Regions from separate parts of the Homo sapiens genome. Here region 1 is linked to region 2. Evidence: chromatin loops called from intact Hi-C (ENCODE). Cell type or tissue: OCI-LY7. All regions are shown on one strand. Links, peaks and the distances in the headings refer to the core of each region. The heading gives the core; the rest is flanking DNA. Region 1 overlaps PARN (poly(A)-specific ribonuclease). Region 2 has its middle 15 kb from the start of LINC02130.

Region 1 (4,388 bases), core at 226-4,225, 250 kb after region 2:
ACAAATTATAAAATTGAAAAACTGCAGAAGGAACCCACCACTAGCCACCCACTTCCCATCACAATTCTATCAGTGTACCCTGTGTACTCAGGACAATAGCTGTGCTTACGACCCAAATTCTAAAATTTAATTTTGTCTGCCCACGCAACATGAAGCCATTTCTTCACATGTACCATTATAGCTTTCTGCCATAGTAAGAATACAAACTAATATTTGTATACTTTCAAGTTTACAAGGCATCACTTCCACTTACCCACGGTATCACCATAAAAAGGCTATGAGAAAGTATAGATCACCGTTATCATGCTCAGTCCCAATGTACAGAAGAAAATTAGGCTTAAAGAGATCAAATGACTTACCCTAGGTTACCTAGCTCATAACAAGCACAGACAAGATACAAATTCTGACTTTCAGCACACTAAGGATTGAGCATGGTAGCTCAGGCCTGTAATCCAGCACTCTGCGAGGCCGAGGCGGGCAAATTGTTTGAGCCCAGGAGTTCAAGACTAGCCTGGGCAACAGGGCGAAACCCTGTCTCTACTAAAAATATAAAAAATTAGCCAAGCATGGTGGCACGAGCCTGTAGTCCCAGCTTGGGAGGCTGATGTAGGAGGATCACCTGAGCCCAGGAAGTCAAGGCTGCAGTGAGCCGTGACTAACCACTGCACTCCAGCCTGGGTAATCAGAGAAAGACCCTGAGGGAAAAAAAAAAAGAAAAAAAAAAGAAACCCCTAACAGTGTAACAATGGATGTGTTTAATGTTAGCCCTAGATAATTCTTGGGGTTACCTTTTCAGTTTCTAAAGTCTCAACATGAATGCCTTTCGGATACCTAAAGAAAAGAAAAACATAGTATCAGTAGATGAGTCAATGACAGCTAAATCCCAAAGTATTTTATAAGCAACTATCCAGCTACTAATTAAGTAAGTTTTATTAACTACAAAATAATTATCACTACAATGGAGACTTTACAGCACATTTATTTTATAACGTTTCAGCTGCTAAATGTTTCCTTACCCTTGCTCTTAAACACATAAACGTGGATTTGACTTCAAATTAATTTTTTTTAGGACTTAGGTATTTTCTATTTTTTTTTTTTTTTTTGAGACAAGAGTCTCTCTCTGTCGCCCAGGCTGGAGGGCAGTGGCGCGATCTCGGCTCACTGCAAGCTCCACCTCCCTGGTTCACGCCATTCTCCTGCCTCAGCTTCCCAAGTAGCTGGGACTATAGGCACCTGCCACCACACCCAGCTAATTTTTTGTATTTTTAGTAGAAACGGGGTTTCACCGTGTTAGCCAGGATGGTCTCGATGTCCTGACCTCGTGATCCTCCCGCCTGGGCCTCCCAAAGTATTGGGATTACAGGTGTGAGCCACTGCGCCTGACCAGGACTTAGGCACTTTCTAAAATGTCCTACATCTCAAAATACAGTCAACTCATTACCACAGAGTCAAATCTTGCTTCCAAATATAAAAATGTTTCCTAACTGAAATTGTGAAAGTCTTTTTATTTTATTTATTTATTTATTTTTTTGAGATGGAGTCTCACTCTGCCACTCAGGCTGGAGTGCCAAGCCGCAATCTTGGCTCACTGCACCTCTGCCTCCAGGGTTCAAGAGATGCTCCTGCCTTTGCCTCCCAAGTAGCTGGGATTACAGGCATGTGCCACCATGTCCGGCTAAATTTTGTATTTGTAGTAGAGACGGGGTTTCACCATGTTGGCCAGGCTGGTCTTGAACTCCTGACCTCAGGTGATCTGCCCACCTCGGCCTCCCAAAGTACCAGGATTACAGGAGTGAGCCACCGCGCCCGGCCTGAGTCTTTTTAGATTGCACAGGGCATATAAAGAGGAGGTTTTAGATGGCCAGCTCTGCTGTAGTTTTGCATGGTATTAACAGCTTGCATCAGCCAAGGAGGAGAGGGATCTGGAATGCAGGTGGAGTAGGCTGCAAGGACGACATGACAGGAAAGGAGTGTGGGCAAACTAAACAGCCCTTTCCTGTTGTGTTCAAAGTATATTCCCAGTATACATGTCACTGGTAGATTCCAACAGAAGAACAAGGTCCCCAAAGTCAAATGGAAATGTCCACCTGTCTATGTCAATGTTCAATTTCTGAGTTGAAGACCCACCTGCAAACACAAGGAAACCAAGGGAAACATCCTTGGAAAAATACACACACAAAAGTCTGGATGTTATTTCAGGGGATTCACAGACCTCCTGAAACCCATCCATAGTCTCACCCTAAGTTAAGAACTCTTGCTTTACCAAAAGCATTCATCTGAGTATTTCCTAGGTCTGAAAACCAAATATTTATTGTATACCCCAAAGGACAAAAACACTACCAATCCATAGCTTAACAGATGCACCAAAGTGATAATTATTTTAAGAAGCCTTAAAGCATCTGTTAAAAAACAATAACAAAAGAAAATTAAGTGAGTATTCAACTTAAGAAAGTAGGGGGAACTTCATGTAGTCAAATCACTGAGAACCGCAGAATTTCAAAAAGGAAATGAGAACTAAGAGATTATATTTAGTCTTTAAATCCTGGGTCCCCCACAGAGCTGCTGCATACAATATAAATACTTACTTCCAGCTCAAAGTCTGATAAATTAGTTTTCTTTGGAACCTATAAAAACAAAAGAAAAGGTATTGATTTTGGCTCATTAGAAGTAAATCCAAACTGATCAAGCATTTGTTGAGAAGGATTTCGCTTTAAAAAGAGACTTCATTAGAACTGATAGGTAATTTGCAAACAAAAATACGCAGGTTTTTTGAGGTGGGGGGATTTCCTCATCACTTGTCTTCTAAAATTTTCTTTAATATTATGCTGCTTTTACTGAAGAGGTAGAAGTTCTCGTCTAATCAAAATATTGCTTCCTGCAGCTGCATAAAGAGAGCTTAAAGTAGACAGATGCATTGAAATACTTTTGTGAAACTCCTCACAAAGTAAAAGGAAAAAAAGACAATCACGTTACTGACTCTTTGAAATGCTAATGTTCTCTGAATACAGAGAGAAATTAAAAGGGTGGAAGTAGCCTGAAAGTGAATTCTTTCTTCTGAAGCCTTCACGTATTAAGCGCGCCTCAAGGCCAAATTAATTATGCCACTCTTGGGCATAACTGAAAGTCAAGGTTGCACAACAGTTTTCTCCGCTCCAAGTACAGGACAAAGCATTCATTCAGTGTCTCAGTATACACAGTCATCCCCACTGTGTAACGCTAAAGTTAGTGTTTAATTCTTGAGAACATAGCAATAATAAAAAGACCCTTTATAAAGCTGTTTTTAAAAGACTAGATGCATCAAATGCCACAAACCATCTACCTTTCCAAAAAAAGGACATGCAGAAATGTTCAGGACAACTAACCCGGTACATGGCTCTAAATCCAAGTTCTTGTTTTCTTCACTTTGTAATAAATCCTCTATTTTCTCTCTGAGGAATAAGAATAGACCATAACCATCAGTACCTTTAAGGAATGAAGTCATCAACCAAGAAAATAATCACAACCAAAAACAGTCTAACTATAAGAACATGTGACAATGTAATTCTACCAAATTACCCTAGAAATTTTAGTTCAAAGACTTTTTTAAAAATGCTTTATTTTGACCTAGGCATAGAATCCCAGCACTTTGGGAGGTCGACGTTGGGTGGATCACTTGAGCCCAGGAGTTCGCGACCAGCCTGGGCAATATACTGAGAGCCCCTCACTACAAAAAATAAATCTTAAAAATTAGCTGGGAGTGGTGCAGTGTAACTGTGGTCCCAGCTACTCCAGAAGCGGAGGTGGGAGGATCACCTGAGCCCAGGAAGTTGAGGCTGCAGTGAGCTGTGATCGCATCACTGCACTCCAGCCTTGGCAACAGAACGAGACCCTGTCTCAAAAAATAAATAACATAAAATAAAAAAGCTTTATTTGGCGTATTTTGGGGGGAAGAGGGTTACTGCTGCTATTTATTAGTGACAACTTCTCAAGGACTCGTCAATACAAGTGATTTAATTTTTGACTTTCCCAGTAAAATGGTTACACCAACAACTAAGCTGAGCAAGACCAGACACTTGTCCAAAATCACATCTGCTTGTCGGCACCTTTACTGCAAGCAAAGAGAACATGGACATGCTACAGGCTGGATAAGCCTGATCCACTCCTCTGCCTTCAAGGACATTGGACAGTGGCTGTCAGGTATTCAGTCCATGCAAGTTTTAGAAGTCAGCTGATTAGCATTTAAAAAACAAGAAAAGGGGCTGGACAATGGCTCACGCCTGTAATCCCAGCGCTCTGGGAGGCTGAGGCAGGAAGATCCCTTGAGCTCAGGAGTTTGACACCAGCCTGGGAAACATAGTGAGATCCGTCTCTATTAAAAAAAATAAAATAAAATAAAAAATCCACGCAGG
Region 2 (4,388 bases), core at 213-4,212:
TGGCTACACCGTCTTACATTCATTCACACCACAGTGCACAAGGGTTCCTTTTTCTGCCCAACGTTGCCAACATTTGTTGCCTTCTGGGTTTTTATTTTTCATTATTTTTTTTGAGATGGAGTTTCCCTTTTGTCACCCAGGCTGGAGTGCAATGGCCCAATCTCGGCTCATGCAACCTCCGCCTTCTGGGTTCAAGCGATTCTCATGCCTCAGCCTCCTGAGTAGCTGGGATTACAGGTGTCCGCCACAATGCCCGGCTACTTTTTGTATTTTTAGTAGAGACAGGGTTTCACCATGTTGGCCGGGCTAGTCTTGAACTCCTGACCTAGTGACCCACCTGCCTCAGCCTCCCAAAGTGCTGAGATTACAGGCGTGAGCAACCGCGCCTGGCCACCTTCTGTTTGAGAATGGCCACCCTAATAGGTGTGAGGCCATAGCCTACTGTTCTTTGGATTTGCATTTCCCTGCTGAGTGGCGTCAAGCACCTTTTCATATGCCTCTTGACCATTCATTTGTCTTCTTTGGGGAAGAGTCTGCTCAGGTCCTTTGCCCATTTTTGGAGCTATTTGGTTTTTTGCTATTGGGTTGTAGGAGTTCTTTATATATTTTGGATATTAACCAACATATATACAGGGGAAGGTGGGGGAGGCAGGAGGGAGGGAGGGAGGGAAGGTGGGAGGGGAAAAGGCATGGCAGGGAAGGCAGGGAGGAAAGCAGGAGGGACAGAGGGGAGAGTAGTAGAAGGGGGAGGGAGAAAGGGAGAGGGAGGAAGGGGGAGGAAGGAAAGCAGGGGGAGGAAGAAGAGGAGGGAGAAAGTGGGGAGAGGAGGGGGAAAGTGGGGAGAGGAGGGGGAAAGGGGGGAGAGGAGGCAAAGAAAGGGGAGGAGGGGGAGGGAAAGAAAGGGGAGGAGGGGGAGGGAAGGAGGAAGGGGGAGGGGAATGAAAGCAAGGTGGGGGGCAGAGAGGGGAGGGGGAAGGGGAAGAAATGGGAGGAGGGGGAGGGGGAGGGGCAGAGGGAGGAGGGAAGGAGGAAAAGAGGGGGAGGGAAAGAGGAAAAGAGGGGGAGGGAAAGAGGAAAAGAGGGGGAGGGAAAGAGGAAAAGAGGGGGAAGAGGGGAGAGGTAGAGGGAGGAGGAGGAAGGGGGAGGGGGAAGGGGGAAGGAAAGGGGAAGGGGAGGGTAGGAGGGAGGACAGGGAAGGGGAAAGGGGAGGGGGAAGGGAGGAGGGGAGGGGGAAGGGAGGAGGGGAGGGGGAAGGGAGGAGGGGGAGTAGGGGGAGGAGGGAAGCGGAGGAGGGAGAGGAGGGAAGGGGAGGAGGGGGAGGAGGAGAGAGGGACGAGGAGAGGAGGGGAGGGGAGAGGGAGGAGGAGGGGCGGGGAGAGGGAGGAGGAGGGGAGGGGAGAGGGAGGAGGAGGGGAGGGGAGAGGGAGGAGGAGGAGAGAGGGAGGAGGAGGGGAGGGGAGAGGGAGGAGGAGGGGAGAAGGAGGAAGAGGGGAGGGGAGAGGGAGGAGGAGGCGGAGCGGAGAGGGAAGAGGAGGGGATGGGGGAGGGGAGGAGAGGAGGATGGGGAGGAGGGAAGGAGGGAGTAGTTTATTTCATTTACCCATCTGAGTAGCCCAAGGTTGGAACTGCATTCTGTTGATGGGGAAACGGAGCAGTTAAGTAACTTACCCAAGGTCACACAGCTGACAGGCTGAAACAAGATCCAGTGTGACACTCAAACCGAAACCGCTACACTCAAAACATGCTATGCTTTAATGATGTTACATTTTTCTAAGTTTAAGATTTTGAAAAGTTGTGCGTGTACATGCTCACCAAAAGGCAATGAACAAATCTGTGTCCTGCTCTCAACCCCAAGTCCCCTAACCACGAAGTTTCACTTCCACCTCCACAAGTAACATTTCACCATTCAGTGAGTAGCTGTAGTTTATGCAATGTAAGCTCACAGGAATATATTCTCACGTCCTCCCCTTTTTACACAAAGAGGTATACTTGCTTTGTGCATACTTGCTTTTCTTACCTAATAAAGCTTGGAAATGCTTCCTCCCTGGTTTTTCACAGCTGCATAGCATATGCGGTTATACAGATGGTGCCATTTATTTTTAACTAGTGCCCTACTGAAGGGGGTTTAGGTTGTTTCAATCTTTCGCTTTTACAATGTTGCAAAAAATAACCTCAGAGGTAAATAAGGTCTCACAAGCCCCAGTTTATCTGTAGGATTACTGCTGGGCTGCAGACCAGCTGGGACAGAGGATTTCTGCATTGGTAATTTGGACAGATATTGGCCAAGGAGACCAGGTTCATATACAACTCAGCCCAAATTCCAAAGCCAAGAGTGGGGGGGGGGGGCGGGGGGTTGGGTGGCAGCAGAGACCCAGGAGACACAAGGACACACATCCCCTCTCTATCTCCTCCAGTCCTGCCACCATCTCACCGCTGTCAGCTTCCTTTGAGCTTTCCTGTGATCACAGAACAGTGATGACCCCATGTCTTAAACGCACAAGATGAAATAGCACACAACCCTAACAAGTGAGGAAGACAGAAGGAAAAGGGCACCAAGATTCATTAAAAGGGGGCAAAGCGGGGCCGGGCGCAGCAGCTCACGCCTGTAATCTCAGTACTTTGGGAGGCTGAGGTGGGCAGATCATTTGAGGTCAGGAGTTTGAGACCAGCCTGGCCAACATGGTGAAATCCCATCTCTACTAAAAATACAAAAAGTAGCCGGGCATGGTGGCAGGCACCTGTAGTCCCAGATACTTGAGAGGCTGAGGCAAGAGAATCACTTCAGCCCAGGAGGCAGAGGTTGCAGTGAGCTGAGATGACACCACTGCACTCCAGCCTGGGTGACAAAGTGAGACTCCATCTCAAAAAAACAAAATAAATAAAAATTTAAATTTAAATTTAAAAAGTGGGGGAGCAAAACGGGAAAACATGCCAGAGAAGGGCAGCCCCCAGCATCCCTGTCCATCCCGCAGGGATGACAACATGGAACAGGGGAGGGTCTCAGACTTCCCCAAATAAACTGAGCCATGAACCGAGGACCCTGAGGCACCTGGGCCGCTCTCTGGGCATTCCCTAATCAGGAGGGTACTTGAGGCAGCCGGTCCCCTGTGCCAGAGCCCCGTGCATGGGGTTTCATGTGCATTATCCCAGCTAAGCCTCCTGGCCACCCATGAGGTCAGTCCTATTATTACCTCGCCCTCCGGAAGAGGACACAGGTGAGATTCCTGCTGGAGCCACACAAATCACTCCGCAGAAAGACAGTTTGGATAATCAGGACAACATATCATTAGCAGGACATTTGAAGCGGTGCGTAATCGTGCTAAAAATATTAATTTGGAAAGAATCTTGAGGCAGCCAAATTTCCATTCGAATCCTCACCTCCTTTTACAATAGTTTTGGGAGCAGGGAAGGATCTGAGAGGGAATGTGCCATCTCTAGCACTTTTTTAATGACATACATGTATTTTTTATTCCACAAAGTGAATGCAGGCTTATTGCAGACAACTTGGAACATAACGGAGAAAAATGAAATCCATAAACCTACCCCCCAGGGGAGGCCTCTGTTAACCCCATGGTAGGTCGGCTGTTTTCAGCATGTGTGTGCTTTAGAATACGTTGATTGAAATATAACATATGTGCAGAAAAATGCATGGATCATAAATGTATAGCTTGATGGAATTTTCGGGCAAAAACTCCCATGTAATAAGCATCTGGATCAAGAAACGGAACATATGAAAGTGTGTGTTTTTTTGTCTTTCAAATTAAAAAAGTTTTTTAGAAACAGGGTCTCACTCTGTGGCCCAGGCTGGAGTGCAGTGGCACGGGTATGGCTCACTGCAGCCTCCACCTCCTGGGCTCAAGTGATCCTCCTCCTTTAGCCTCCCAAGGAGCTGGGACTACAGGTGCACACCACCAAGCCTGGCTAATTTTTTAATTTTTTGTAGAGACAGGGTCTGGCTATGTTGCCTAGGCTGATTTCGAACCCCTGGACTCAAGAGGATCTCCTGCCTCGGCCTCCCAAAGTGCTGAGATTACAGGCGTGAGTCACTGCACCCAGCCACCAATGTGGTTTTTAAACAAAATCAGGGCCCTATGGTGTTGTGAGCCCAATTATATTCCCCAAAAAGATATGTTGAAATCCTCACCCCAGCTACCTGTGAGTGTACCCAGTGGGCCTGCTGGACAACTTGATTTCTGTCTTCTGGTCTACAGAGCTCTGAGAAAATCCATTTCTGGTGCTTTAAGCTGCCCTGTTTGTGGTGATTTTTTACAACACCCCTAGGAAACTGAAACGCGTGGGTACAGGCAGCTTAATATTTTTTCCTGATTATGAAAGTCACCAAGTTCACCTCTCACCTGGACACACGTACCAGCTCCTGGAGTGATCTA

The links. Hi-C counts contacts between places; a loop is a spot of excess contacts. Peaks named below come from ENCODE experiments on the same cell type or tissue, not always from the same donor. Only the 100,000 strongest peaks of a DNase experiment are listed, where the experiment ranks them.
Region 1: it touches region 2 in a loop (9-fold over the local background); 1 of 110 quality-filtered maps calls a loop at or near these places.

Annotation. Positions count from the first base shown.
Region 1 is chr16:14,605,696-14,610,083 of GRCh38, forward strand. PARN (poly(A)-specific ribonuclease) reads right to left here. Exons shown (of 24, transcript NM_002582.4): 8 at 3,363-3,428; 9 at 2,586-2,624; 10 at 789-831. Among named protein-coding and RNA genes, the nearest start is that of PARN, 22 kb to the right of the region's middle. In OCI-LY7, for the core only: no CTCF peak of the experiment used is centred there; DNase peaks (open chromatin) are centred at 606, 2,506, 2,956, 3,816 and 1 weaker place; H3K4me3 peaks cover 3,528 bases; H3K27ac peaks cover 4,000 bases.
Region 2 is chr16:14,353,095-14,357,482 of GRCh38, forward strand. No RefSeq gene overlaps it. Among named protein-coding and RNA genes, the nearest start is that of LINC02130, 15 kb to the right of the region's middle. RefSeq lists enhancers at 188-717, 1,691-1,790, 4,107-4,156 and a silencer at 1,511-1,570. In OCI-LY7, for the core only: no CTCF peak of the experiment used is centred there; DNase peaks (open chromatin) are centred at 517 and 1,917; H3K4me3 peaks cover 1,318 bases; H3K27ac peaks cover 3,960 bases.